7 separate regions of the Homo sapiens genome follow, and regions 1, 2, 3, 5, 6 and 7 are each linked to region 4. Evidence: chromatin loops called from intact Hi-C (ENCODE). Cell type or tissue: endothelial cell of umbilical vein. All regions are shown on one strand. Region 1 has its middle 360 kb from the start of LINC00538. Region 2 overlaps PROX1 (prospero homeobox 1). Region 3 overlaps RPS6KC1 (ribosomal protein S6 kinase C1). Region 4 has its middle 11 kb from the start of LINC02775. Region 5 has its middle 320 kb from the start of RPS6KC1. Region 6 has its middle 160 kb from the start of LINC00538. Region 7 overlaps SMYD2 (SET and MYND domain containing 2).

Region 1 (4,000 bases), 560 kb before region 4:
CTAACTTTTTGTATTTTTTAGTTGCCAGGATGGTCTTGATGTCCTGACCTTGTGATCTGCCTGCCTTGGCCTCCCAAAGTGCAGGGATTACAGGTGTCAGCCACTGCGCCTGGCCAAAGTTCTGTTTTACAGAGACAGTCTCACTCTGTCACCCTGGCTCAGGTGCAGTGGTGTAATGAGAGCTCATTGTAATCCTGAACTCCTGGGCACAGGCGATCCTCCCACTTCCGCTTTCCAAGTAGCTATGATCACAAGTGTGTGCCACTATCCCTAGATAAGTTTTAAATATTTTGCAGAGTCAGGGCCTCAATATGTTGCCCAGGCTGGTCTTGAACTCCTGGCCTGAAGTGGTCCTCTTGCCTTGGCCTCCCAAAGTGTTGGGATTACAGGTGTGAGCCACCATGCCTTGCCCTGAAAAGTTCTTTGTATGTCTTTAAAGTTTGTTAATGGTGTTGTTGAATCTTCTATATCTTTATTCATTTTTCTGTCTGCCTGATTTACTCTTTGAAAGAAATATATTATCTGTCACCATATTGCTGGATTTGTCAATTTCTCTTTGAAAGTCTATTAATTTTTGTTTCATATATTTCAGAGTTATGTTATGTGTATAGGCATTTGCAATTGTCTTATTTTCCTGATAAATTGTCCTTTTTACCATTGTAAAAAGCCCCTCTTTAATAATTCTTAAAATCTATTTCATCTGATATCAATGTGGTGACATCAAGTTTCTATCAGTTGATATATATCTTTTATATATCTTTTTTTCCATTCTTTTAATATTTTATGCTGCTATATTTTGGCTAGGTCTTTGTACAGATTATATATCTGATTTTTTAAAAAGCAATAAGAAAATCTCTGTCTTTTACTTTGGAATTTTAGTTCATTTATATTTGTTACAATTACTGATACATTTAGATTTATTTCTCCAAAGATTTTGTTTCCCACTTATTGTGGTTAAACTTTTTTTCTTTTACTCTTCATTCCCACTTTATTTGGAGTTGATCAAACTTTATTTTCTGTTTTCTACTGATTTTAAGGTTTTTCATTTTACCTCTGTTCTTTAGAGGTAAACTTAACATTATATCCTGTACACTTGACTTGGAAAATATCATCTAGGATTGTGTTGTACATTTCCAGGGAGTACCAATCATGTTTCTAGATTGTTAAGGAGTAAGGCCTTGAATTCTACCTGTCTTCCAAAAATGCAAGGAGCTTAAAACATTTTAATTCTGATCATTTCTTTTCATCTTCATATGGTTGGCCAGTATTTTAATTACTCTTTACTTTTATACGCTAAATTAATTATTATTTTATAATTATTCATACTGTAATTTTTCATTTATATTTACCTATAATTTTACCAATTTATTTGCTTACCATTTATTTACTCAAATGTTTACCAAGTTTTTTTGCTTACCTCTTTTTTTTTTTTTGTATTTTACTTTTTTTTTCTGGATTCAATTTTCTCTTTGAGGGAAAGTACCATAATAGTTCTTGCATTTATTACTGTTAGTAATGAATTCTCAGATTTTAATTGTCTGAAAAAGTCTTAACTTACCTATATGTTGCATATTTTCTCCTATATGTGTTGTATAAAGTATAACAAAGAGAAAATCGTTTTTAGTCATTATTATGCCTTCACTTTTAAATGATAGGTTAACTGGGTATAAAATTCTGGGTACACAGGCATATTTTTTCTCAGCACTTTGAATATATTTATGTCTGTTGTTAATTTATTGCTTCTTAGCTCTGAAACCACCCTTCTTTGCCACACTTTGTGATATTGGACCTAAACTCTGTAGATTACATTTCTCCCTTGACAGATGGCTTAGTGTTAGGTTCTGCCAATAGAGGGCACAAGAGGGACACTGAAAGCCTGGGAAAAGAAGGAAGAGGGAACTTTGTTCCTTCTGGTATTCTGTTTTATAGTTCAGCAATGAGCAGATCAGGGTATAGGGGTCATTGTTCATTTGTGGTGTCCTTCAGTCAGTTTCTTTGTTGCCACATTGGAAAGTGGCTTTCAGCTCTTGTAGCTCAGTAGTGGTCAGTTTCTTTGTCACCATATCAACAGGCACCATGTTCCTATGACAACTACCCCTTTTCCTCAAAGGTCTAAATTTCAACTTTGCAGGATCCCCTCCTCTGAGATTTTTAAGTTTCTTCTTGTTCACTTTTCTCTCAGCCCAAAGGTTAGTAATTTGTTTCTGTGGTTCCTACCTCCCTATACCTTATGGTTTGCTTTGCCCAGTTTGACAATTAACAACCTTTTATTAGTTAACAATTCACCGTAATAATTTTTGTGTGTGTAAGTTACTGATATAGCTTTAGTCTCCATACTGGACCCTGACTGATGAAATATTACTTTCTTGTTTTCTGTTTTATCGTGTTGCTGTTCAGAAGTATGTTGTCAGCAAAAGTTGTGAATAAACACTTCATAAAGCAAGACATTCAACTGGCCAATAAGTCCATTAAAAAGTGTTCAACATTACTAGTCATGAAAAACATTTAAATTAAAACCACAGTGAGTGACATACTACTAAACTTCCACCAGAAAGGTTAAATTTTGTTTTTAAAAGTGAATGTTGGCAAAGATGTATAACAACAGAAATTCATATATTAGAAATGTAAAATTGTATAACAAATTTGGAGAAAGGGATCAGTCTTTTATAAATGTACACACCTACGCCATGACTTAGCAATTCTACTCTCAGGTATTTACTAAGAGAAACAGAAAAATACATTCACAAAAAGACTTGTTCAAGAATGTTCACAGCAGCTTTATTGATAATGTCCTTAGAGTAGAAAGAGGCCAGATATCCACCAGCAGGATGGATGAATAAATTGGTATGCTCATATAATGGAAAAGTACTCAACAATAAAAAGGGATGAACTCCTGGTACGTGTAACACCATGGATGAATCTCAAAATTAGTATACTAAGTGAAAGAAGTCTTACATAAAAATGTAGAATTCCATTTATGTGCAACTCTAGCGCAATAAAACTAATCTACAGTGGAAAAACTTTAGAATAGTGATTGACTTTGAAGGGAATAGGGATGGATTTTGACTAGAAAGGGACACAAGGGAAATTTCTGTGGATGATGGTACTATTTTATATTTGATATGTGTTTGAGTTGCACACCAATGTACACTTATTATTTGTATATTTCATTGCATGCAAATTTGATATAAAAAAATCCATAAACAAATATCGAACTTCATTAATGAAATCCTTGCTGACAGATTTAAGAAAACCTGTAGGCTGGGCATGGTGGCTCATGCCTGTAATCCCAGCTATTCAGGAGGCTGAGGCAGGAGAATCATTTGAACCTGGGAAGCAGAGGTTGTGGTGAGCCGAGATCATGCCATTGCACTCCAGCCTGGGCAACAAGAGTGAAACTCCATCTCAAAAAAAAAAAAAAAAAAGTGAAAAAGTGTAGAAATGTCTGTAATTTGCTGTGAAATGCACACACACAAACACCCCAAATAAAAGAGCAACAACAAAAAGCAAATGAGAGATTGTTGGATGAATGCAGAGATGGATAGATGGATAGATATGTGATAAAGCAAATACAATGAAATGGAGTAAAATATTATTGGTAGTACCTACATAGTGTTTATACAAGTGTTCACTATGAAATTCTGTCAACTCTGCTCTGTGTTTGAAAATGTTAAAATAAAATTTAGGGGAAAATGGACTGTTGTCAGTCTAATAATTATTCCTATTTAAAAAGTAACCTGTACTTTCTTCATGGTTTTATTGAACATCTTTTCTTTGCTTTTTGTGTTCTGAACTTTCACTGACATGTATTTAGGTTGACTTTTATTGCTCTCAGGTCTCATAAAGTTACTTCTTTTTCAATTCTTGGAACTTCTCAGCCTTTAGTTTTTTTTTTTTTTTTTTTTTTTTTTTTTTTTTTTTTTTTTTTTTTTTTTTTTTGGATATTGCCTTTCCTCTCTTCTGGATTTCCTATTAATGCTGGGTGAAATTTCTCAACCTA
Region 2 (4,000 bases), 120 kb before region 4:
AGATTGGGCCCACTTTTCTCCTGTCTCTACCTCTGTATGGCAGTGTGTTCTTCCCTTGATTTAACTGTTAGTGTGTAGGCAAAATTCTCAAGCTTTTACTTTGAAGAAATATCTGGGAATCACAGTGAGTGATGTCTTACTTCAATTTTAGGGATACGGGGCCATATATGATCCGGTTGTACAGTTATTCCTCGAAAAGATCAATAGAAATGGGCAGAAATGTAATGAAATGGTACAACTGTGATTGCTATTATTATGTTTTAATTTTTCGTTCATGGCTTTCCAAACTGTTATATATAATTTAATTTTTCAGGAAAAATTATCTCCCACTCCAAAAGGTACCATCTGTTTTTTGAACAAAGTAGCTAAGATAAGAACTATTAAGAACACCAGCTTATCAGGTCAACCCATTCTACATTCACCACATTAAACATATATGTTCTGTAGGATAGAACACACTACCTCATTATCCCATCTAGTAGAAGGGAAATAGTGAATGTGTATGCAAGTTAAACTGAATTTCAGTGCACCTGCTCCAAGGGCTCATGTCTTGGATTTTAAAAATATGTTCAGTATCTTTGCAAATGAATCTGTTTAATCAAATATTAAGTTTTATTCAAATTCCAAAAGAAACAGTCAGCCAATTGCTTTTCTTCATGATGTTCCTTGTCATTCATCCTCTTTGCATCTCAAGAAAAATAGCCTAGTTTAGGCCCCAAACATTTGCATGCACCCAGTTAAAGCACAAGAGGAGTAGTATAAGCCGTTAAGACGTGCAGGTGAAGAAATTGAGCCTGTTCTCTGAAACAGCCGGCTTTTTCTACTCAACTTTTAGGGAGAATGTTAGAAAGACTTGAAGTTTAGAAAGGAAAATGGTTTAGTAATTTGAAATTAAAATCCAACCAGGAACCATAGATTAGAAATGAATTTCTGAAATTTGAAACCATCCACAGAAATTGATCTTATACATTTTTAGAAGTCTTGTGGAGGCTATAGTACTTATATTAGCTAGAGCAAAACATGTAGATTAAAGACTAAAAGACTTTGGGCTCCTACACTACCCCCCTCCCCTGAAAAAAATTATAAAGTAAGTAAATTAAAAAAAAAAAATCCCTACACTACACAGCCCTCCGATTATGGTGAACTTCCTAGTGGGAGTTACGACTTGCTCTATCACTGTCATTATGTGAGAGAGTTTAGATCTTTTCTCCCCATTTTAGTTTCTAGGGGGAAAACCTCTTAGAAACTTAGCAAATTAGGGAATAAGGCAGAACTAAAATTCTTTAGGTTTCAAATGTTTTGGAAAATGTAAGTAGTCTCAACCCATTTGCTGGGAACTGCAGCACGTACAATCTCTAGCTACAATCCAGAGTTTAGCTGGAAAAAAAGAATTTTCTTCCTCCGCTTTCACAGCTTATTATTCTCCCATTTGCCTTTTTGCTGCCTCCGCTGCTCCTCCCGTGGCTGCTGTTTAGGTAAGGTTATATTGTACTTGGTAAACAGACAACACTTAGGTTCTCAGGTTGTTTGAACACTGCTTTACGTTCAGCTGCAGTACCCTGCTTCTCTGATCTTTTATATTCCCGAGCAGATGTCTTTCATTAATTTATGGATTTATCATCTTTTCTTTTTTTTTTCTTTTTTCTTTTTTTTTTTTTTTTACACCTGGCAGCTGTCTCAAGTTTCAACAGTTATTGTCTATTTTGCATTACACATAGAATTGAATGTCATCTGTCTTCACAAAGCTATGGCTAAGAGAATTGAGGCACAGCCACATGAGCTGCTGGGACAGATCTTGTTTGCGTTCCATCCCCCCTCACCCCACTCCCCTTTACCTCCTTAATATTTATTTGTGCTCATTTTCTTTCCTGGCCTTGAATGGAGCTTAGCTCGTGTTCAGTACAGCTGTATGTTTACTGAATCTATTCCATCATGAGTCATTGTGCGTGTGTAAGTATCCTGGAAACAGCTAGTGCTTTCTTGGAAGAACAGTTGCTTTTCAGCACAAGCACTTAAAAGGGAAATTAACCAATTGGTCAGTTCAGATTTATTTTGAGGAGAAAAAAAGGATTATCTAACTGTTGCCTTTTAAATGTTTCATTAGTTATTTTTAATAGTTTATTAGAAACATATATTTTATGGGAATTTTATCTTAATTACACAATAAGCAAGAGATAAAGATTAATTCTGTGTTCCATTTCAACTGATCAGTTCCAAGTATTACCAACAGGAAACATTTTAAAGCAAAAATGAACTTGAGAAATCCAAATCAGAATAATTTTTTGTTAGATAAAAAGCCTCTAAATACTGATCAAAATAAAATGGATATTTTACTTTTTTTAGATAAAAAGAACAAAAACATCTTAGCATAAATTAGATGTATTAAAAGCTTCAGGAAGTTTTGGTAGCTCAGTGCCCATCTAAGAAACACAGAAAAACACTTTGTATTTTGTATGACACCAAATTTTAAAAGATTTGTGACTTCCAATTAAATGCATGACGTTGTCTTAATGTAGCCATCTGAAAGAAAAGATTAGAACCCAGATCTGAGAGTGTCTGTCAAAGTTTGGACTTGCCTAAAACTCTTATCACAAGGCAGTCGCAGACAGCTTGCAACTATTATTTCACTTATCCATTTGGACAGATGGTCCTGAAGTGTGCTGGGCTCCTTTAGTCTTCTGTATCAGTCTAATGGAGGTTACTGGAGGGCCTTTCAGCCCTCTCCTTGGCACAAGAAGTATGTCAGTCATAAATTATCGTCTTTGTAATCATTAAGGATCTCAAACAAAAACACAAGTTCAGTTAAGCTGCTTTGGCTTACAGATATAAAATCAAAATTTCTTTCTTTAGTGTTTATTTTCAGTTTAACAAAAAATAAAAAAATAAAAAACCTGCACTACTTAACTTTTCTATTTACAGACCAAGGTGATCTTTTTAAAATTGCATGGGATATTAAAGGGAATGTTAATTGAACAAATTCTCAGCAGAATATTTGGTTAAACACCCTGTTATAAGTAGTCAAGAGCTTATCCATATTAATTTGATTATGCTTCTCTAGTAACTTTCTGGTTTCCCTCCATTCTTAAGATTAGTCACGCTAGACTTGATGAAGGTCATTTGGAAAATTTTACCTTTCCTAAATATCTGTGTTTATTTGACATTTCTGCCTAAGGGGTGAAATTTTTGTTGGGTAGTTGTGTGAGTGTGTTTGTGTGTGTGTTTGCACACACAAGCACACTTTCTTTTCTTTTTTTTCTTATTTTTCTTAGACACTCTTCTAAAAGAAAATCCTTAGAGAAGCTTCTAGGAAGGGCCCTTAATTGACCTTGTGGGGGACCACATTGATTTTCTCCACGTGCATCTTCATTTCTGATAAATTATAAAGCCATTAATTTGCTGAGGAAATGGCAGGGCCAGGCTGCGGCACAGATGTGACCAGAGCCATCCCAGCTCTGAGTCTGCTGAGGAGTGCCAAGAATCTGGGGGAGAATCAGGAAGCCTGGATTGTTATGGTTAGCCTCACATTCTCTTGGGAACTGTTTTAGTTGCTGCTGTTTACAGATCTAAAAGGTAATGATGTTTCCAGATAAATAGGCCTTCTTATTTTGGGTAAGTGGCCATTTATTGATCTGCTAACCCACATGTATTGATTTGTTAGCCCCAACTACTGCGTCACTCTCAAAGGAGTTAACTATAAATCCAAGACAGGCAAATTGTATTTGGTTTTGGACCATTGCTTTCACAAAAGCAACAGCCCCCTCCCTGTCCTCTCCATGCCAAAACTACTCTTCCCAAGTTTTAGCTATTATTTAAAAGGAAAAACAATTAAAAGGATATAATAAGATAAAAAGCAAGTGAGTCAAGATGCTCCATTAGATTAACACTAAAAGGTAAAATGTGAAACTTGCATAGCAGTGTTCAAAATAATGCATTTTATATTTTCATGTACATTAGTAGAATAATTTGCTTTAAACTGCAGAGTGTGGAGAGAAGAACAAAC
Region 3 (4,000 bases), 880 kb before region 4:
GGACTACATTTGTGCACCACCATGCCTGGCTAATTTTTTTAAAAAGCATTTTTTGTAGAGATGAGGTCTTTCTGTTGCCCAGGCTGGTCTAGAACTCCTGGGCTCAAGGTGCTGGGATTACGGGTGCATGCCATTATTCCTGGCTAATTAAAAAAATTTTTTTTTTTTTAAATAGAAACAGGGCCTTGCTGTGTTGCTCAGACTGGTCCTGAACACCTGGCCTCAAGCAATCCTCCTGCCCCAGCCTCTGGAATAGCTGGGATTGCAGGCATGAGCCCATGGTGCCTGGCACAATGGAGGTTTTAAAAATGCAATATGATTTTAGTGATGTGCCAACCTGGCATTTTATAACAAATTTTTATAGACAAAACAGTTTTATCTTGCCTTTACTGTATTGTCTTTATTTTTTAAAAATTAGAGATTTATTCTGTGGGTATTAGATCTTTTATTGACAATTATAGGTAGCATAAGCATATGAATTGCATTTGAGTTGGTTTTTCTCAGTCATCAGTGCAGATGGGGCTGTATTATGAATCCAAAGTTTGTTCACCTTTTGCTTACCATTTAGCCTCTTTGGATGGCCAGAGTCACTTCACCTGTTGCCCCATTGGCCTTCAAAGGAGTTTCAAGCTGATTTTTTTTTGATATAGTCTGCTTAGGTGTTGATCAATATAGTATTTAATACTTAACAGCTAACTAGTGTATTGATGCTAACCTTGTTTCTCTGCATAATGGGAAGTGATGATAATAAGGATTAAAAGAGCTAGATTGTTTCTAGTTACAACTTTCATTGTTAAGAATTATTTCTGCAGTAGAGAATACCAAAGTTTTCCAACCTATAAAATAAATATCCTAAAACGTTCCTGAAAGCAACTATTAGGGTTTTCTTTTCTTTCCTCCTTCTTCCTTCAAATTAAGACTGTTTGGTTTTTGTTTATTGTTAGAGACAATAGAGCACACTTACATTTTTTTTTCTCAAATAGATAATGTGATGTTATGTTTTGAAATCATGTTAGTAAATAGGATAAAAAATTGCATGTTGAATTCACTTTATTACAGTTACTCGATTAAAAAAAAAAACCAGATCCTCCCCACTTTCTAATTTGATAAGAAATAACATTTTAGGTTCCAGTGTACTTAGAAATATATTTGTTAATTATAATGAATTTGGAAGTTTTAGAATCAAACTTAATTTGGGAGTTTTTTTGAGTCAAGCCTGTTACATGCTAAAGTGAAGTACAGTGGGAACCATATAACAAAACAAAACCACACATTTATGGAATATTGTTTAATATTTGTAAGTAGTTTCTTATTTCTTATTTTTGTTGTTACTTTCTTTTTTTTCTCCTGGTTCCTAGTAAGTGTATATATTGTTACTTATTGGAAACTATCTGTAAATTTGTGCTTGAACATTCTAGCAGATTATTTTTCTTTATTCTCAAGCACAGTCATATTTACTTTAATATCCATAACATGTTGGTATCCTGAGAGTTTTAATATATGTGGAACAGAACCATATTACATTCATCAACAGATACACACTTTCAATTTCATATACTGAAATACCGAATTTAATACAGATCGGTTTCTAAGTTCTAATTTTTAAGCCTTGTCCCAGAAATTACAATTCTCTTAGTTGACCAGCAGGTGGCAGTCTACCATTAATGGATTTTGCTGTCCTCTTCCAGGTTGTCCTTCACTAGCATTTGAAAAAAGCTGTAGTCTGAAGAGGTGCTTTGTTGTCATTATTTGCATAAAAGAATTGTACTTCCAAGCTTTGTGAGTTGCAAAAGTGTTCTAGTGTTGTGGCATGCTTTGTGAACAATGTGGAAAGGCTTTCCATTCATTGGGCCTGTTAATTTTAGCAACCAGGTAAAACAAAACGAGTAATGGCCTTAACAGAAAAGTAATACCAGTGTTCTTATTAAGATGACCTTAAATCTAGAGAGTTATAGAACTTGGTTAAGTCTATGTGCTCGTACCCCTTACTTATAACTCAAGGGAAATTGGAGCAAAAATTTGTGAATTACTGTTTGCTCCAAAAGTTCATAGGCAGTGCTACTGATAAATCAAAACTACAGATAGGTTTTCCTCTCCTCAAAGGATGGAAGCAATGATAATATGTTAATATTTCAATACTTAAAAATACAAATCAGTAACTACATGGGTCATAGATTGTTTAACCACCTTTTGATCTACCCTTAGGAACACTAAAGGTTGAAGTAATTTCCTTTCATGTGATCCCCTCCCTCTTACTTCCCAAGTCTAACCTTAGTATTATTGTCCAAGTAACTCTAAAGCATGTTAAGCAGCTGATGTTTGGTTAGAAAGAAAAGTTGTCACAAGATTATGATGAGAGCAACTCACTTCTGTTTAAACAGTGTGCACCCTCTACCCTGCCACTTCACCTCCTGGGAATCCTTATCACATATTTGTCCTGAAAACATTATCCACCTGCCCTGTGCTTTATAATATCAGCAGTATATCTTTTTATCTTGTGGATGATGTGCCTTTATATTTTGAGAAAAATTTCCAGTAACAGATTTGATTTGCATGGACAGAAACTTGAGCAAATGCCAAACTAGCAGGGGGGCCATTATTCTGCTCTATAAATAAGTTTAAAAAAGAAAAAACACACACACAGAAACCTGTGAATCAACATGTTTTGGTCTAATTGAGGGGAAAAGCAAGACAGATAAATTTTGAAATGCAAATGATCACCTTCTGTTATTTAAGTATAGTTTCTGCCAACTTAGTGATCCTAGATTTTAAAAAGTCATAATTATTTCAACAATGTATACTCCCAAGGATGCCCAAGATTCACAAGTTTCTATAACAAAACTGAGAACTTTTAAAAAAGTTGCCACTTTTTTATATTAAAGAAAACAAATCCAACAACAAAAAGACAAAAACCATGGAGCTTTCTCTGGCTACATCTGTGAAAAAGCCAGCGCATAAATGGCTGCAGCTGCAGACCCATCAAGAGGGTCTTGAGAATACGAATTCACTGATCAAACCCAGCCCTGTTTTCAAAGTAGAAGCCATTCCTTTTAGGTTCACTTTGTATCCTTAGATTATCTAGGATGATTCTCTAGAAAGGTTTTATTTTAAATAAACATCATTCATGGTAAATGGGTTCCTTTCATACCACAGAAACACAGAATGGAGTTCAGGAAGAGAAAAGGCAAAAGAAATAGTCCACAAAGTAGGAACAGATTGTATAGCATGACAATATAAATATAACACTGTCTGGTTTCCACATTAGGAGACTTGTAGATACTTTATTAGGATACTTTTACACAGGTTCTTCTGCTTTTTTTGTTGTGAGGGATTAGAGAATAAAAACTGGAGTAAATTGGTTATTTTTCTCTGGAGGACTTTCTTCTGGTTACTCTGATTTTATATCTGTTTTTACACACATACACACAAAAGTTTTAGCCAAAAGATTTTATGTGCTTTATCATTTGATTTATTAACTTATGATAATAAAGAATAAACCTTTGTTTATAGTGTTTTAAGTATAAAGGAAAAATAAAATGTCAAAGTACTTTTTTTTACTACTTTTTTTCTTGACTCTTATCATTCAAAAACAGCTAGAAAATAGAACCTGTACTACTAAGCATATAAAATACAAAAAAAAAACTGAGTCTGAGGTGGGAGGATTGCTTGAGGCTGTGAGTATGAGACTGCAGTGTGCTATGATCATGCCTGCGAATAGCTACTGCACTCCAGCCTGGGCAACATAGCAAGACCTTGTCTCTTAAAGAAAAATACAAGAAAATGATATTTGAAAGCTTAATATACAATCTGAGACAAGTGCATAAAATTATTTGTGTTAGTTAACCTAATATAGTCACTTAAGTTTCCCATTCTAGTCTTGAACAAGTTGATATGGTATCCTATCAGTGTGTGTCCTTCACTTTTATTTTCTGCCCTATTATGAGTCTTTAATTTTAAATGCTTGAAATTTACATTGATATTTGTCATTGAATACTTTTCA
Region 4 (4,000 bases):
AGGAACCACAGCCTTCGGAGAAAGGGGTGGAGGTTGAACTACAAGAACTTCTCTCGGTCTTTTTTCATTTAAGGATCTCAAATGGAGCGGTAAATGAGGAAGGAGCAAAGAATTCCAGGCTCCATTTCTTGTTTATCTTAGAAATTTACTTCCAGGGATGTCTACTCTGGAAGTTACCATATAAACTGAGATCAGCAAATAGAACATTTCTGCTTTCAATTAACGAGTGCCTATTACGCATCCTACCATAAGTAAAATACTTGACTAAAAATTATTTTAAGATTTCAAGAAATTTACAATGTATTTTGGAATAAAGTGTGGAAGAAATACATTTACTTAATATAGATGGCAATATAGCATAATTTACATTACATGTTATATTATTGGTATATAATTGTATTTATATAATATTCATATGATGCGATATAAGATTGTTAACTAAAAGGATTAAAAATATGGGAAGCAGAGTGTGGAATGATGGACAATGGAGACTCAGTGGGGTAGGGGAGGGTGAATGATGGGAGGTTGCCTGGTGGGTACAGTGTGCATTGCTCCAGTGATGGATGCACTGAAGGCCCTGACTTCACCAAAATGCAATGTGTCAATGTACCAAAATTATGATACAGCAAGTGCTTTAGGAATTAAGAGGTGTGAAATAACATCAGGCTGGAGTAAGATGTGAAGACTCTAGGGAAGAAGTAGAGTTTGAACCATCAGCTGAAGTTAAGTGAGATCAAAGTCAGTTCCAGGAGATAGTGGGGAAAGCTGGCTGAAGGAAAGACTTGAAGGAAGGAATGTCCTTGGCACAGTCTCGGGGACCATAATGGATGAATGAGGCTGATGTGAGAGACGTGTTCATGAGAAAGATGGGAAGTAGGTTGGAGAGGTAGGTGACGTCCTATTTTGTCAATGGACAGTTTCAGCACCCACCCTGCAAGCCCCAAACTGGGCCTTGGTGAGGGAGTTGTTGGCAAAGTCCCTACAAGGCCCAGACCCCAAGCCTACATGAAGGCGCCAGTTCAGACCTCAAATGTCAGCCTGTGGAGTTGAGTCCGTAACCAGCCTGAGAGACTTGCCACGGAGCACACTTGGCGCCTCCTCCATACTTCTAGCTGCACACAGACTTGCTCAACAATGGAGTGACTGATGCAGGTTTGACCTTGAAGTACAGAATCAATAAAGGAACTAGAAGAATAAAAGTTGAAATTGGAAGAAGATACATGGGAGGATGACTTAGAAAACAATGCATGGACTACTCAGGAGGCCGAGGCATGAGAATCACTTGAACCAAGGAGGCAGAAGTTGCAGTGAGCTAAGATCGTGCCACTGCACTCCAGCCTGGGCAACAGAGCGAGACCCCGTCAAGAAGAAGAATGCATGGGGTATCCCTGCCACAGGAGCCCTTAGGAATCTGAGAACTATTAATAAATATGATGTTATTGTATTTGCACCCTGAGTTTGGCTTCCTGAAGAATCCATTATAGTGGCACATAAAACCCATAAACTAATGAGGAGGCTTCCTCCATAGAACTGAAGGCATTTGTAGCTATATTGACACTTAATTCACTGAAGACATTTGTCTCACACTTTATTATATTGAGAACTTAACCCAGTTTTGCAAAATAGATAACCATCACAGGAGCTGGTCTTAATTACCTCTTGCCCTTTGTGTGCCTTATGTAGACCTTCTCTTTGAAATAATGTGTGTATTTTTCAGTCTTCTCTTTTCCTTCTTAAGGTTTTTCTCAAGAGCCTAGCAAGATTCCTTAAAAAAAAAAAAAAAAAAAGCTGAAAGCAAATCTATCTGTTAGTTGCCTTTGGCCTTAAAAATCTTCCCAACAAAGCTATAGTTGCCTGACAAACTTTGATATCTATAAATAATGCTGACAAAGGAAAAAAATCAAATTAAAGTGTTAGTTCAAGAATTCCATCCCGTGAACACGTTAGAGTGTCCTACTTGTCCTCAGGCTACCATCCTGCTTGAGCTGTTAGCACTTTTCCTGAGGCAGACAACTTCCTTAACTCACACCTGAAACAAACAAACAAAAAGCTGATGTCAGCCCGGGCGGTCCTTTCCCCTCCTGGCTCTTTCCCTTTGCTAGAGAACTGAAATCAGATGAGTTGCTGACATCTGGTGGTAACTAAGCGGAGTGTAATCTCGGTCTTGGAAGGACTTTTGTCTCTGATTCCAATACACTCCCCCAGCCTCTGATTCCTGGAGGCCTCCCCTTGAGCTTACAAAATTGTTTTATCCAAAGGGAAAGCAAAAGAGCAAACTAAGAAACAACAGAAACAATTTCCCACGGTTCTGAGAAGATGAGTGTTGGCCACCAGAATGAAAAGTCAGCCTTCTCTAGAGACAACCAACACTTCTTGGATTTAGACAAAGATTAGACTTGATCCCAACAGACTTGATGAGTCATGAGAATAAATAACACAGGGAAGTCTCTTTTGGTTAAAGGTAACATTTTTCTTGCAGCTGGGAATAATTCTGCTGTACTCATTTTCTCTTGGCCATTCAAATATTTTAAAAAGCTCCCCATTTTTTGGGGGCCACAGAGTAGACAGTGGTTTCTGAAGCATTCTGCATTGTTCTACTCTTCTACCTCTCAGCATGTTGCGTGAAACCTCAAATCCTTGCTCACAAAAGTTCTTAAACTTCATCTTCAGAGAAAAATGTAGAACCTTCACTCTGGATAGGACAAAGGCATCCACTAATGAGACGTGCAGGGCCTAAAGGTATGTTAGGTGATTCCCAGTACTAGTGTCTGGGAGTATCAGAGAAGGAGGTGTCCTAAACGTTGCAAGCAGAAAGAAAATCAGTCACTATTCTAAAATGCTATTTGATTTCTTCGTAGCATGTATCACTAAAAACAAAATGTATTTTGTTCATGTGTTTGTTTTCTTGGTTTTCACCTGTATCCTCCTGGTTTTGCCTTCCTTACTCAACACACCTCTCCTCTTGAAAACTAGAAAATAAACTTGAGAACAGAAACCTTGGTGGTCTTGTCCACCGTTATATCCCAGTACCTAAAATACATGACATGCTAAACTTCTCAAATACTTATTTTACAAAAGAATGACAATACACTCCCATAGTTCCAGGGAGTCCCTACTTTACCATCCCTCACTCCAGAAAGCCCGCAAAAGCATCCCATCCAGGGAAGCTCTCTAATGACTCTTTTTCCCATTCATCGACAGCAGAGAGCAAAAAGCCAATATCCAGGGCCCAGCCTAGCGACCTCCTAAGATTCCTGGAGGTTGACGGGTGTTAGCACAGATGAAGGCTGCCTTCACCAGAAGGCCTTCCAAATGCTTCAGGGCATTGGAGACAGAAATCTTTACGGGCAGCGTTGAGTCTATTACAGCATATCTTGGTGCTAGATTGCTATCTGGGTGTGCATGAGTCTGTGGGGGCCGGGGGAAGTGTGCTGGAAAACTTTCCCTCTGTCTCCAGCTAAATGGCTTCCTGAGGAAATGAGAAATGGGGGTGGGGTGGGTGGGAAGGAATGAAAAAATTCCAGTAAGGAAAAATAAAAGACTTTTTTCTATGGAACAGGGAGTGTTATTTGCAGATCTAAAATTCCAGGATCTCTGTGTATTAGAAACACAAGGGCTTTCAAAACGAAAAAGTAAAAATAAAAAATAAAATCCATGGTGTATGAGACACTAGAATAAATATTTCAAAGGTAACATTTTAAAACTGAGAAGTCTGGGGAAGCTTGGCCAGGATTGGTGAGAACCTGAGATTCACGTCTCTCCTGACTCAGCCCAGTACAGCAGGTTCTTTCTGGCAGCCATTAATATAGTTCACGGTTAAATTACTGGACCCCATGTGGACTGAAAGGGCCTCTTTATCTTTAAACAAACAGATGAGGAAGGAGGATCTGCCCCTCACCCCTAGCCTAAACCAGTATTTGTGAGACCACACCAGGGTTTTTCCATTCCAGCTATCAATCTTCCCTTGTTGTGGTTTGAGAGAAAGAGAGAAGTATTCGAG
Region 5 (4,000 bases), 750 kb before region 4:
ATAGAAGGATAGATATACAAATACATACATATTTAATATATATAAATAAATATCTGTATTCCCCTCTCTCCTCTTGTTGCTTGATTGGCTTTAAACTGTGGTTGTAATGTTGAAGGTGTATGTTTGACAAGCTAATTGTGGAGTTTTAAATGATAAATTTGTAAAACAAATAAATACTTAGAAAATCCTTTGCCAGTGTGAAGTGCTATCTCTGTGAACATTAATAGCGAAAAAATTATCACAATATCTAATCCTCTAACGAAAAAGCATTTGAAAACTTTACAGCTTCTTTCAGCTTCCACTGAGGTCAAAAAGGAGGGGTAGCATGCCCATTTTTACAGATGGAAAAATCAAGTCTTTACACAGATATTTAAGAAGGGTAGCTGGAGGGCCAGTGTTGGAATTGGGGGCCCATCCTTAAATCCTGACATCCATACAACTATCTGTTCATTTCTCTATGTTAATTAGGACAAGGGACCAGGACATATTTAGAGCACTACGTGCTATTTCCTTTCTCTAAAAATCCAAGTACGGCACGATGCATTTGGGTTTAATGATGTTCTTATTTCAGCCCTTGGATCCAGCTGTTCCTGAAGCCTACATTTTTCAGTTATGTATGTCAATAAACTACTTTTGGGTTTCTTTTACATGAAATAAAAAATAAAAAATCAGAACAAAACAACAAAAAAAGAAAACCCATCCATAAGTAACCTATGCTGCCAGAATTAAGGTTTACAACATATTATGTATTTGACAATTTAAAAAAATGGGAGGGGGCATATTATCATCTCCATTTCTTAACAGATATAAAACCAGATATCCATACAGAATATCCTATTGCTTATAAAAGCAGGCCAACAAGTATTTAGGGCTCAAAAGCAAGCTTCTCTTAGAAGAAATAAAAAAGTAGCCTATTGCACCTTCCCATAATATCATTGGAAAATATGTATCTGGATCTTTAACACGATGCCCTATCACATCCTCTTTGCTGATAATTTCAAGAAGGATCTGTTTGTGGCATTTAGACAGTGAATTTCCCTTTATCGCCACCGAAACCAGAAGCTTCCCAAGGGCAGTGAGGGAGACCTCTGTATCCTTTGAAGGCTCCTGCTTTTCTTGTTTCATAGAGAGGTAATCTGTAGTATTCCTGACTGGTAATATAGGGAATAAGAGTGGCATGTATAAGTAGAATTTGCAGAATAACATCCTGGAGCAAACATAAAGCCAGGATCTTGTAATGGTTAAGAGCATGGGCCTTGGTGTCATGTGAACCTAACTGAAGCAAGTTATTTGACCACCTCATGTATCAATTTCTCTATTTATAAATGCTAATACTATGGTTGATAGTAAATGCTCAATAAATGATAGTTATCCTATTATTTCACAAAAGTTCAATCAAATAAATCTGGATCAGTGAGATTCACAGTGTTCATTAGTATATTTAAAGAATTGAAGACGTCCTCCACTAAAGCAAACTGATAACTTTTATTTATCCCAGTGTTTTCAAATCTCACTTAACATACAATACTTTTCTCTTAGGCTATTTTTCTGCAGAACTAAGGTCCAATGGAACACACTTTGAGAAACCCCAGGGGTTGTACCCTGTAGTAATTGAGGGGGATTCATTAGGCCACCACTAGGGGGTGCGCCAGCCAAGTTTTCTGATTCTCGGTGAGAAAAGAGGGTTTGCTCTGGGCTTCCAAAGAATAGAGGTTTTGAAAGCTTCAGTGGAGAGGGAGGGCATGCCAGGAGAGACCAAAATTCCAAAATGGCAATGACTTTGAGAAGCAAGGGAAGAAAAGAGACGTGATCACACCACGTGGAAAGGTGGTAGAAGTTTTCCTGCCCTTTCTGTTGAGATGTACAAATGGCTGACCTTCGGATAATGAATCACTAGAGATCCCAGAATGGCTGGAATGAGAAATGTGGCCTGAAGACCAGGTCAGGACTAGGCTGGGGACAGAAAGGGAAGGGCCTGCAACACACCTCCAGAGGCCTCTGGGAGGGGGGCCTTGGCCCTGGACCTCCAGGAACGTGTGTGATGGGGAGGGAAAATTTAAAAGGCGAACAGTTTCCAGGATTTTTGGTTTCTACGTCTCATATATTTACTACTACAACGACAACAACTATTACTACACACACACATATACACACATACATACACACACATACATACACATACACACACATACACATACATACACACGTACACACATACACACACATACACACATACACACATCTACGCATATATAAACACATATACTTATATATACACATACACATATATACACACATATACACATATATACACGCATACACACATACACATACACACATGTACATACACATATACACATATACATACATACATATTCACATACATACACATACACACATATATACACACATACACACATATACACATACATATATACACACATACATACACACATACACACATAGGCATATACACATATATACACACATACACACATATACACACATATTTAATAAATACATATTTTCTGATAAGGTTTTCTCTTAACCTCGTGCAAAGTGTGTATATCTGTTGTAAGTGAATTAAGGTGGTAGATTTCGAGGTGAATGCTGAATGCCAGATAATAAAAGTGTTCATAATAGAAAATTTGGGGGAAAACACAGAAAAGCAAAAAGAAATCACTTGCCATCGGATCCCCCACCCCCAAGAACATGTTGAGGGATGTAGGAGATTGTATAAGTAATTGGGCATTTGAGGGAGCACATATTGGTTAGGATTCTTTTGGTTATAAGTGACAGAAATCCAATTCAAAAGACCTAGGTAAAATGGTGGCTTGATTATAAGGATCTGGGGTTGTCTGTCTCATGCACCCCAAGGGCAGAAATGTGGCCAGGGCTCAGAAACAGCAAGACAGGGGGACCTATGTTTTGTCAGGACACTCCTTCTCTAACTGTTTCTTCCTTTCTGCATTTGCCTCCTCCCCGCTCTACTTTTATGGATTGGCTGCTGGGGGGTCTCTGGCCCAGAGGGCCAGACACATGGGCCCACAGCTGCAACTACTAGGCATGCTGTCCTATCGTTTCTGCTGCTGGAAAGAGAAAGACTCCCTCAGTTCCAATTCCAGAATTACTGGGGAAGGAGAGAATTGTCCTGGCTTGGGTCAGATGTCCACCCTGGACCAATCAGCTGTGGCCAGGGGCCAGCCATATTGTGTATAATGGCTCTTCTCGTGACAACTGTGTGTGTGTGTGTGTGTGTGTGTGTGTGTGTGTGTGTGTGTGTGTAAAGTTTCCAGAAAAGCTGGAAACAAGGACAGAGAAAGTAGATACTGGCAGACAAAACAATATCTAGTACTGTATATGTTTTCCATATTTGTATAACTGAGATTAAACTGTATGTAAATGAATCTTGTTTTTAACTAAATGTTATGTCATTAGCATTTCCCTAGTCCCTAAAATCTTTGTAAATTGCATTTTGAATTATTGCATTGTATTCAATAATTTGGATTTACTTAGCAAATTCCCAGTTGTTAGATATTTAGGTTGTTTCTATTTTTTTTAAAATTGCATACTTAATGATGTTGAGGTGTTAAAAAATTTCAGCTATCATGAGTAATGCGATGGTAGAAGACAGTTTTCCTCATTTCATGCAAGAATTAGGTACATTATTGAGAATTAAAAAAAAAAAAGATATGGTCCCACAGTTCCTCATCCTATTTCAAAATTGATGCAAACCGTTCCTCCGATTTTGCCTCCTGCTCTGCTTCTCTTTCCCTTTCTATCCTTCTCTAACTGGAAATGGCAGTAGGAGTTGATGGTTGTGCAGTGCAGAGAGTGGGCAGACAGACAATTAGGGGGTCCCCTGGGGCTCCAGGTTTGCCTTGTCTCTGCCTATTTTCTTTCTGGAAATAGATCTAGGTAGAGTGAACCATACAAGTAAACCCTGCTACTTTGTAACAATCAACACCCCCAAAGTTAGGCATCTCAGGAATGAGGCTCT
Region 6 (4,000 bases), 360 kb before region 4:
CCACAGCTGACAGTCAAATCTGTGATGCCGAATCCTTCTTCTGGAAAAAAGGGCTAAAGAGGTTAATACACTCAAGTCAGGATAAACACACCAGCTGTTAGAGTTTCTAATATTTAATATCATTATCAAATAAATAACTCAGGAAGAAATCACACACATACATACACACACACCACAAACACCCACAGCCGCTGCTTCATTTACAGTGGTTAAAAAAGAATATTCATAAATTATCTTAAAAGCCTCCACAATGGAGTAATGGTTGGGACACAATTAGGGAACATTTGCATATATGCTGCTGCCGGTCCCTGCCCAGAGACATCCTCCCCCAGGTCAGCCCTGGAGAGAGAAACTGGGGGAGCAGGAGGAAGGAATATGAGTTCACAACTATAGGCTTCCCTCTTGATCTGGTAAGATCTCAGCTCAGGCAAGCTTTGCTTCTGCTTTCAATGGCAGATTTCCCTCTGTTAAAAAAACATACCACACTTCTGTCTACCTACACAATTCAAGATAAATTCGTTTTGTTTCAGGAAAATATGTATTCAGACAAACAACATTAGTAATCAGTTTTGTGGATAATGGATTATTTAACTGACCAGTAAATAGTGTTTTGTTGTTGTTTACTCTTCAATCTACTTTGTGTGTAGATATTAGCCAGATCTTGTAGATCTAGCCTTCTGATTCCCTAAACACTAATACTAAGGCTGAGCAGGACAGAATTTTAACAGCCTGTTAACTGTGTCAGGAAAGTGTGAGTCTACTTTTTTTTTTTTTTTTTTTGCCTCAGCTCACTGGCTGCTGTTCACCTGGGCTAAAGGAACAGAAAATGATGATCATCGCATTTGGGGGGAAAATGAACATGGGCTAATTTTTTTTTTAAGGCTCCAACAAAATGTTTTCCAGGTCACAAAGCATGGAACAAAATGAGCTCCATATCTAGTTTATGTTGTATATTATAAGGGAAGCTGGTCTCGGTGACTCTGTTAAGGTTCCATGAGCATTTTTTGAGATAAAGCCTTCATTCCAAGGGGCCAGGGTTGAGCTATTTCCCTTCTCATCAAGCAAAAACCTGGCATCCCGTTTGTCTGTCCAGATGTATTTTTGTTTGGGTTTTTACGCTGTTTGATTGAGATCAAGTCATGAATTTCTGCTCTCTGGATGGGCAGAGGAATGACAATTTATGAAGTCTGAGGATGCATGTTGTTTAGCTCAAAAGCACAGCCAGATGAATTTTGGTGACAGGAAATGCTGCACTGCGTGGCCACAGCAGCCAATATCTGGGGCAATTTCTCTTTTACAGACTTTTGAAAATCAGAGCAGGAGGATATAGTTTTAATAATCTCTCATAACTGGGGCTGTAATGGGTGGGATGGATCAGATGGAAAGGATTCCAATAATTTAAATAGGACTTTGTTCTATAAGACTTCCATCATAATTGTCCTGTTGACATTGTATCTGTGCAAAGGCTTACAGTGATGACTGCACTGTCCACACACTTTCCATTTAATGCTAGGAATGGCGGACAGGCAAATGGCTTCTGCCTTTCAGTCTTTGAGCTTCCAAATGGCTCAGTGCCTCCTTTGCTCACTCAGACATCTTCTAGGTGCCCAGCCAGGTTCCTGGGTTCTTCAAACGAGTTTTTCAAGTGTGTAGAAAATATGCAGCCAGGTGGCAGGGATGAAGGCAAGAAGAATGAGTCTCTCCAGACCCCTGGGGACACCCAGTGGGTGAAAAGGTGTCTCAGAGCTGCTCAGTGGTGGGTTGAGGGTGTTATTAGAGGGATGGAACCATGTCTGAAGTTGGGGGTGTTGGCTGGAGTTTAGATCTTTGATTATTTTTCTATTCAGATATATCTAGATTTGATAAAGTGAGACGAAAATGATTGTTAGAGTCATGAGGATGAAAAAGAATGAAGAGCAAAATGGTGGGTGGGAGAAAGGGAGAGGGAAAGGGGAGGAGGAAAAGAGGAGAAAAGGAAGAAAGAGGGAAAGGGAGAGAGAGGGAGGGAAGGAAGGAAGGATGACGAAAACCAAACTCAGTTCTCAAAGTCAGAGGTGCGCTGTCTCGGGCAGGGACTCTGCCTTGCATAAGCAGTGCCCTCTGCCTAGCGTGCTTTTCACCCTTTTGCACATCAAAAGCTCCTCCTCATGTCTGAGTCACAGATCAAGCCTTCCTGACAACTCAGCACAGAGTTTAGTGCACCCCTCTCCCCTCTGCCTCATTTCCTTTCTGCACTACGCTGTTTCTCTTTGCCTTTCTGTCTTCCGGAGGAAGGGAAACACATCTTTACTTCACAGCTTCCCCCAGCATCCTGGGCCATTCTGGGTTCCCATAAATGTTGTTGAATGAATGAATGAAAATAAGAAAAGTGAACGATGACTAGAGATGCATCAAATACTAGTGTAAATCCAAGAACTCTCCTATAATAAAGAAATTTAATTTCAATTAGATGCATTTGTGATCATTTGCTAATAACAATAGAAATAAAAATGTTGTAAGAATAAGTCAAATATGTGGTGCAGATGGTCACTCTCAAGAGATTTCTTTCCATGCTAATAATAGATGTTTATAATGCCCTTTCTAAGAATAGAAAATACCTGTCATTCATATTAAAATATAAAATTAATTGTATGCTATTAACAAGCTTATGAGCTGTGTGAGGACCTTTTTTGAACAAATACACACACAAGTATTTAAGATAACCCAGGCTTAACTAAGTAGGGAACTAGACAAATGTATAGTTTGAGAGCCATTAACCTAAAAGTAATTTTTTTACGTTTTTTTTTTTTTTTGAGACGGAGTCTCTCCCTGTCGCCCAGACTGGAGTGCAGTGGCATGATCTCAGCTTACTACAACCTCTGCCTCCCAGGTTCAAGCAATTCTGCCTTAGCCTCCCAAGTAGCTGGGATTACAGGCACCCGCCACCATGCCCGGCTAATTTTTGTATTTTTAGTAGAGACAGGATTTCACCATGTTGGCCAGGCTGGTCTCAAACTCCTGACCTCAGGTGATCCACCTGCCTTGGCCTCCCAAAGTTCTGGGATTATAGGTGTGGGCCACTGAGCCTGGCCTTAAGGGTAATTTTTGCTTTTGTTTTCCCATCTCAGTGACGAAGCTGCCTCTGGGAGTTCTTTGTACTGACCAGGTCAGCCCAAAAAACAGGAACCAAACGACGAGAGTCCCTTCATTTCTATCAAACTTTCACTTCCTTCCCCTCTTAGCACCTGACTTGATTCCCAGGAGACCCTTCCAAGATGAGGAAGGAACTGACTTTCCCTTTCCCTGATGGGAATACAGGAGTCCAGCGAGCTGATGGCACTTGCCCAAGGCAGGTGCTACAGAAGACCTAACTCATCCTCTAGTCTGCTGCTGCCAGGAAAAGGGTAACATGGACCCAAGGTCAATTCCGAGCAGGAAGAGCTCTATTCATGGGACCTGGTCCTTGACTCTACCTTCCAGGATGTGAAAAGCTGTAAAAAGGGGATGCTGAGCAGCTTTTCTGATTATCTTCAGGGTAATAAAGAAGAAAGGGAATTAAACAGAAGGATTAAAAATTAAACACCACAAAAAACTTCTGGTTGCTAGGATGGTTTTTAAAACTGGAATAAACGAGTAAGATTCTTAGCGAGTTGAACTCTGCCACAATGATTTTCTTCCATAGAATTACAAATGTCTTAGGCTCCTTAGTGCTGATTTGCACTTCTTAATTCCCAACTCCAGGCAGGTGATGGGCAAGCAGGCACAGGAGCCTTCACTCTGAATTCCCAGCATCCCAACAGTTTAAGCCCCATGCTTTATTTATGTGAATTTTATCTTCATGTAGACATTTTGCTCTCCTTGCTGGAGAAGGTGGTTTCCCCAAACTGCTGCGAATGTTCCTTCTCTGTATATTTTATTCATACGAATCCGTTATTGGCCCATCCCTTCCTGAAAGAGCTGAAATTTGCCCTTGAGGCATCAGATGGAGTAGTCAGATTGTCAAATGTGTCCCCTAATTGAA
Region 7 (4,000 bases), 210 kb after region 4:
CAGAACAACCTCTTAGAATGTGATAGCCAACTATTAGATTTTTAAAAAATGTCTTGCAAAGATTCAGTTCCTCTGACTTAGCAAGTAAGTAGTGAAGGAAGCTAAACAGTCTGCCTATCTCATTTTAAAAACTGGGTTTTCTCTTCTGACTGACAGTGTTGCATTGATGAATCATAGCTGTTGCCCCAATGTCATTGTGACCTACAAAGGGACCCTGGCAGAAGTCAGAGCTGTACAGGAAATCAAGCCGGGAGAGGAGGTGAGTTCATGGCTATGGGTGGCTGCAGCAGGGGGCTTGAGACTGCTCTTTAAAAGGCAATGTGGACAGATCTGTGCAGTGTCACTTGACAGTATGAGTTGTGAATGCCTCCAGCAGTTTAGCTGAGTCTGCCCTCAGGCTCTCCAGGAGTCAGTGATCAGATTTGTAACCTGTAGTTTAGATTCCCACACTTTGGGGCTTCTGTTTGGTACATACATTTCCATCTCTGGTCAAGAAAAACAGGAAGTAATAAATTTGAGTCAAATTTGTCCCAAAGCTTTATAGAGATTTACAGAGAAAGAAGACATTTACTACCAAAATGACCACAGTCAAACTTTTGATTATCTTTAGAGTCTCTGTATCCCTATTGCCAAACAACTGAGCTTGAGCCTTATTTTATTTTATTTTTTTTGGTGAATTCTTGCTTGTTCCCCACCATCCCTCAAAGGTCCAAAGCAAAAGAAAGCAAGCAACGCAGCAGTAGCTAAAGAGCTGGCACTCCAAGGGACACATCAGAATTTCGTGTTCTATCAGTTCCACATCTGAACTTCAGGTCGCAGTTCACTTTTTAGGAATCTAAATCAAAAGTCCAGGTATATGCAGTAATAGGAGAAGTCAAGGCAGTCTGTGGCCAAGGGGCACCTTAGTTTCCCTCCTCAGCTTCAGGACGTGGAGAGAACCAGTCTTCCCATCACCTGCTCAGCGATTCCCTGTTCCCTTCCCATGTGTGATTCCTGACTACCTCATGAGACGTCTCACCTGGGAAGGGCTGGCCTGATGGATTGCTGTAGTATGCTCTGTGTTCTTAAGTAAATTCCCAGCAAGACACATGAGTTTTTAGGAACTTGTAATCACACTTGGGTTAATTTCAGTTTAGCAATTTGTAATGCTATTTTACGGTGCATGCCTGGGTATTTGAAGTGTGAAGTGTAAAATATAACTGTCAGCGTGCTGAATGACAAGTGCTTTGCTTTCTCTGGAAGGCACTCACTAATCCACAGCTGCACTGGGAGCTGAAGCCCAAGATGCAGGCAGGTTGGCCCTTCTACCTTCAGCTAAATCCATTACGATGAGGGTGTGTCCCCTTTCGGCTGGGGTGTCTGAGTTTCCAAAGGTCTTATGGAGACTGCTCTGAAGCCTTTCTTGAAACAGATAATTGCAGCCAGTCAGAATGCAGTCACCCAGGCTCCAGTGCACCTGTGGGCTGACTGCAGAGATGAGCAGGTTGTCACCTAAGCTGGCTCAGTCTGGCTGGGAGCAGTGGTACTGGAGTGGCCTTTGTCGCCATCTTCTGGAAGCTTCCGCATGTTGCACTGTGAGTCAGTCATTACAGAGATTGTTGGCAGGCTCTTGTGGTGTGAGGCAGGGCAGGGGTGGCTGCAGTTTCCTTTTGCCCTTATGTTCTCCCAGATCTGAAACGCAGTAACCTCATTTTTGGGAAGTCAGTGCTTTGGGGATTACTTACCCTTCAGAGAAGGAGAAACCCCATTCCCCAGGGTTTCGGGGTGAGCTGCAACGTGTCCAGTACCTCCCCATGGGCTGGGGAGAGCTTAGCTGCCCCTGCAGCACCCAGCCCTGTGCGTGTCCTCCCCTGCCTGCCTGGTGGTGCCCGTGGTCACTGGCACGCTAGCGGCTTCATGAGATCCATCTGTTCAGTCAGACATTTGCCTGATTGTGTGGGATGAGTAGCCAGTGCTGTCCCAGTGAGTAGATAATGGACATCTAAATGCTGGTCTCCTCCATATGCTCCAAGCCTTAGTTACAGACCCCATTAGGAAAAGGCAAGGACGGTGGAGCCCCATGAACCAAAGGTAAGGACTTTCCAAGCTCGCTGCCCTGCAGGATCAGGAGCTGCCCGCTGGGCCAGGCCGCAGCATTCTGGTGTCCTAGAAGATGTGTTCACCCTCCGCTGGCCACCCAGAGCTGTGGGTCCCAGCCCACTGAGTGGAGCCTCTTGCTCCATTGCCAGTTGATGTGAGGAGAAGGGGAGCTTAGCTGCATGTGTGTGGTGTGTGCGTGCTCATGCCCTCCCCTGCACGCAGCATCCAGTGATGACGGCAACGAAGCATTTGCGCCGTCTCAGGTGGTGAAACATGAAACTACATGAAGGCCAGGCAGAGGCAGCTGAGGGAGGCAGGGATCCTCTGAACCCTCCAGGACACTGTTTTAAGGACTCCTTGATTCTACAGACTCTTTCCACTAACCTGCACCTTGGCTTCAGCTCCCAGTTCAGCTGTGGATTAGTGAACACCTTCCAGAGAAAGCCAACGTCAGGTGGCTGCTCAGTTCAGGAATTCCGTGCCTTAAAGTAAACAGCGCATTCCTCCGCTGCAGCCCGCCTTATCCTCTGCATGGGCCCTGCAGGTGACTGCAAAGGCACGGGAATGACAAGGATTGAGTTTACCTGTAGCAGACTGAAGCTTTATCTTTTTGGACCCCGTAGGTTTTTACCAGCTATATTGATCTCCTGTACCCAACGGAAGATAGAAATGACCGGTTAAGAGATTCTTATTTCTTTACCTGTGAGTGCCAGGAGTGTACCACCAAGGACAAGGTAAGGTTGTTCATTGGGCAAGAGCGCTGACTGCACTCTGATCTCAGGACCTCTCTGCTGAAGAGCTTGTCTGACTTGGCGGATCTCCTCTAGGATCTTTTTGACCCTTTAAACCCTCCTTACAAAGACAGCCAAAGGGAATCTAGTTAGACCAGGTCTCTGTTCAGACCTGCTCCTAGTAGCTAAAGAAAACATTTCCATTACACTGTACAAACAGGAGAAAGGTCTGCCGAACTGCTCTTTCTTGAAAAGAAACAACTGCTCAAAGGAGGAGGGGGGAAAAGCACATGAGTATAATCTCTAGGCTTTCCAACCTGTTCACCAGAATATGTGGAAGTTTCCCTGGCATTTTCCAAATTGTTCCGTCAATGCCATCCTTCCTTATTCTAGTCTCTTGATTCGTAGATGTGTAAACACATATATCTGCCCATAGCCAACACATTTTAGATAAGGAGTATCTAGAAAATTAATCTTTTTGTTTTGTTTCTGTAAAAAGGTAATGGAGTACTGAATTTCTTCAGATGCATTGCCTGATTTCCTTTCATTCTTTTGTAACCTTGGAATGGGCCAGTGTCGACCGCTGTGTGGGAATGTGTATTATATGAGAGGTTTCCCTATCAGTGTGGTTTCCATGGGCGGTAACGCCTTGCCCTTGTGGACGTTTCCTTCAGGATAAGGCCAAGGTGGAAATCCGGAAGCTCAGCGATCCCCCAAAGGCAGAAGCCATCCGAGACATGGTCAGATATGCACGCAACGTCATTGAAGAGTTCCGGAGGGCCAAGCACTATAAATATATCCTTTACAACTGCCCTGATAGCTTATTATCCCTCGCCAACAAGGCAAGGTGGGAAGTTGGAAAGAGGGAGCAGGAGAAGGATGGATTTAAGATTCTGAAAACCAAAGGAGGAATGTCTCCTAGTAAATGTGTAAAGGCGTACTGACCACCCACAATGTGGTGTCCATCCTGTTGGAGTTGTATGATTTTATTTCCCCTTATTTTGGCTAGTTTGGCTGGGAGCCCCATGTGGTGGAGGACCATGAAGGACAGAGCCTTGATGGCCTTGTGCTTTGGGTATTTTACTTTGGGCAGGGCACAGTGCCAAGGGCCTTGCTTATTTCAGCTCTCCTCACTGGCACACTCTGAGCAGGGACTCTGCTCATTCCCATGCAGCAGATGAGGAAACAGC

What was found. A loop is a pair of places that touch in the nucleus more often than their neighbours do. Peaks named below come from ENCODE experiments on the same cell type or tissue, not always from the same donor. Only the 100,000 strongest peaks of a DNase experiment are listed, where the experiment ranks them.
Region 1: a loop joins it to region 4, with 19 times the contacts of the local background. A loop is called at or near these places in 35 of 110 quality-filtered maps.
Region 2: it touches region 4 in a loop (5-fold over the local background); 6 of 110 quality-filtered maps call a loop at or near these places.
Region 3: it touches region 4 in a loop (12-fold over the local background); 63 of 110 quality-filtered maps call a loop at or near these places.
Region 5: it touches region 4 in a loop (21-fold over the local background); 72 of 110 quality-filtered maps call a loop at or near these places.
Region 6: a loop joins it to region 4, with 5 times the contacts of the local background. A loop is called at or near these places in 2 of 110 quality-filtered maps.
Region 7: a loop joins it to region 4, with 20 times the contacts of the local background. A loop is called at or near these places in 4 of 110 quality-filtered maps.

The regions. Positions count from the first base shown.
Region 1 is chr1:213,562,553-213,566,552 of GRCh38, forward strand. It overlaps a transcript of RPS6KC1 not described here. Among named protein-coding and RNA genes, the nearest start is that of LINC00538, 360 kb to the right of the region's middle. In endothelial cell of umbilical vein, a CTCF peak has its summit at 1,854 (motif pointing right); a DNase peak (open chromatin) is centred at 1,849.
Region 2 is chr1:214,000,768-214,004,767 of GRCh38, forward strand. All of the region lies in intron 2 of PROX1 (prospero homeobox 1), which reads left to right. Among named protein-coding and RNA genes, the nearest start is that of PROX1, 15 kb to the left of the region's middle. RefSeq lists an enhancer at 1,739-2,033. In endothelial cell of umbilical vein, no CTCF peak of the experiment used is centred here; DNase peaks (open chromatin) are centred at 1,914, 2,674 and 3,494; H3K27ac peaks cover 625 bases.
Region 3 is chr1:213,243,130-213,247,129 of GRCh38, forward strand. All of the region lies in intron 12 of RPS6KC1 (ribosomal protein S6 kinase C1), which reads left to right. Among named protein-coding and RNA genes, the nearest start is that of RPS6KC1, 190 kb to the left of the region's middle. In endothelial cell of umbilical vein, a CTCF peak has its summit at 1,632 (motif pointing right); a DNase peak (open chromatin) is centred at 1,662.
Region 4 is chr1:214,121,227-214,125,226 of GRCh38, forward strand. No RefSeq gene overlaps it. Among named protein-coding and RNA genes, the nearest start is that of LINC02775, 11 kb to the left of the region's middle. RefSeq lists a silencer at 2,109-2,198. In endothelial cell of umbilical vein, a CTCF peak has its summit at 2,149 (motif pointing left); DNase peaks (open chromatin) are centred at 2,215, 3,415 and 3,835; H3K27ac peaks cover 2,050 bases.
Region 5 is chr1:213,372,847-213,376,846 of GRCh38, forward strand. It overlaps a transcript of RPS6KC1 not described here. Among named protein-coding and RNA genes, the nearest start is that of RPS6KC1, 320 kb to the left of the region's middle. In endothelial cell of umbilical vein, a CTCF peak has its summit at 1,626 (motif pointing right); a DNase peak (open chromatin) is centred at 1,655.
Region 6 is chr1:213,760,088-213,764,087 of GRCh38, forward strand. It overlaps a transcript of RPS6KC1 not described here. Among named protein-coding and RNA genes, the nearest start is that of LINC00538, 160 kb to the right of the region's middle. In endothelial cell of umbilical vein, no CTCF peak of the experiment used is centred here; a DNase peak (open chromatin) is centred at 2,194.
Region 7 is chr1:214,327,466-214,331,465 of GRCh38, forward strand. SMYD2 (SET and MYND domain containing 2) reads left to right here. Exons shown (of 12, transcript NM_020197.3): 7 at 157-259; 8 at 2,703-2,813; 9 at 3,485-3,605. Among named protein-coding and RNA genes, the nearest start is that of SMYD2, 48 kb to the left of the region's middle. RefSeq lists a silencer at 1,381-1,675 and an enhancer at 1,602-1,691. In endothelial cell of umbilical vein, a CTCF peak has its summit at 1,555 (motif pointing left); a DNase peak (open chromatin) is centred at 1,546.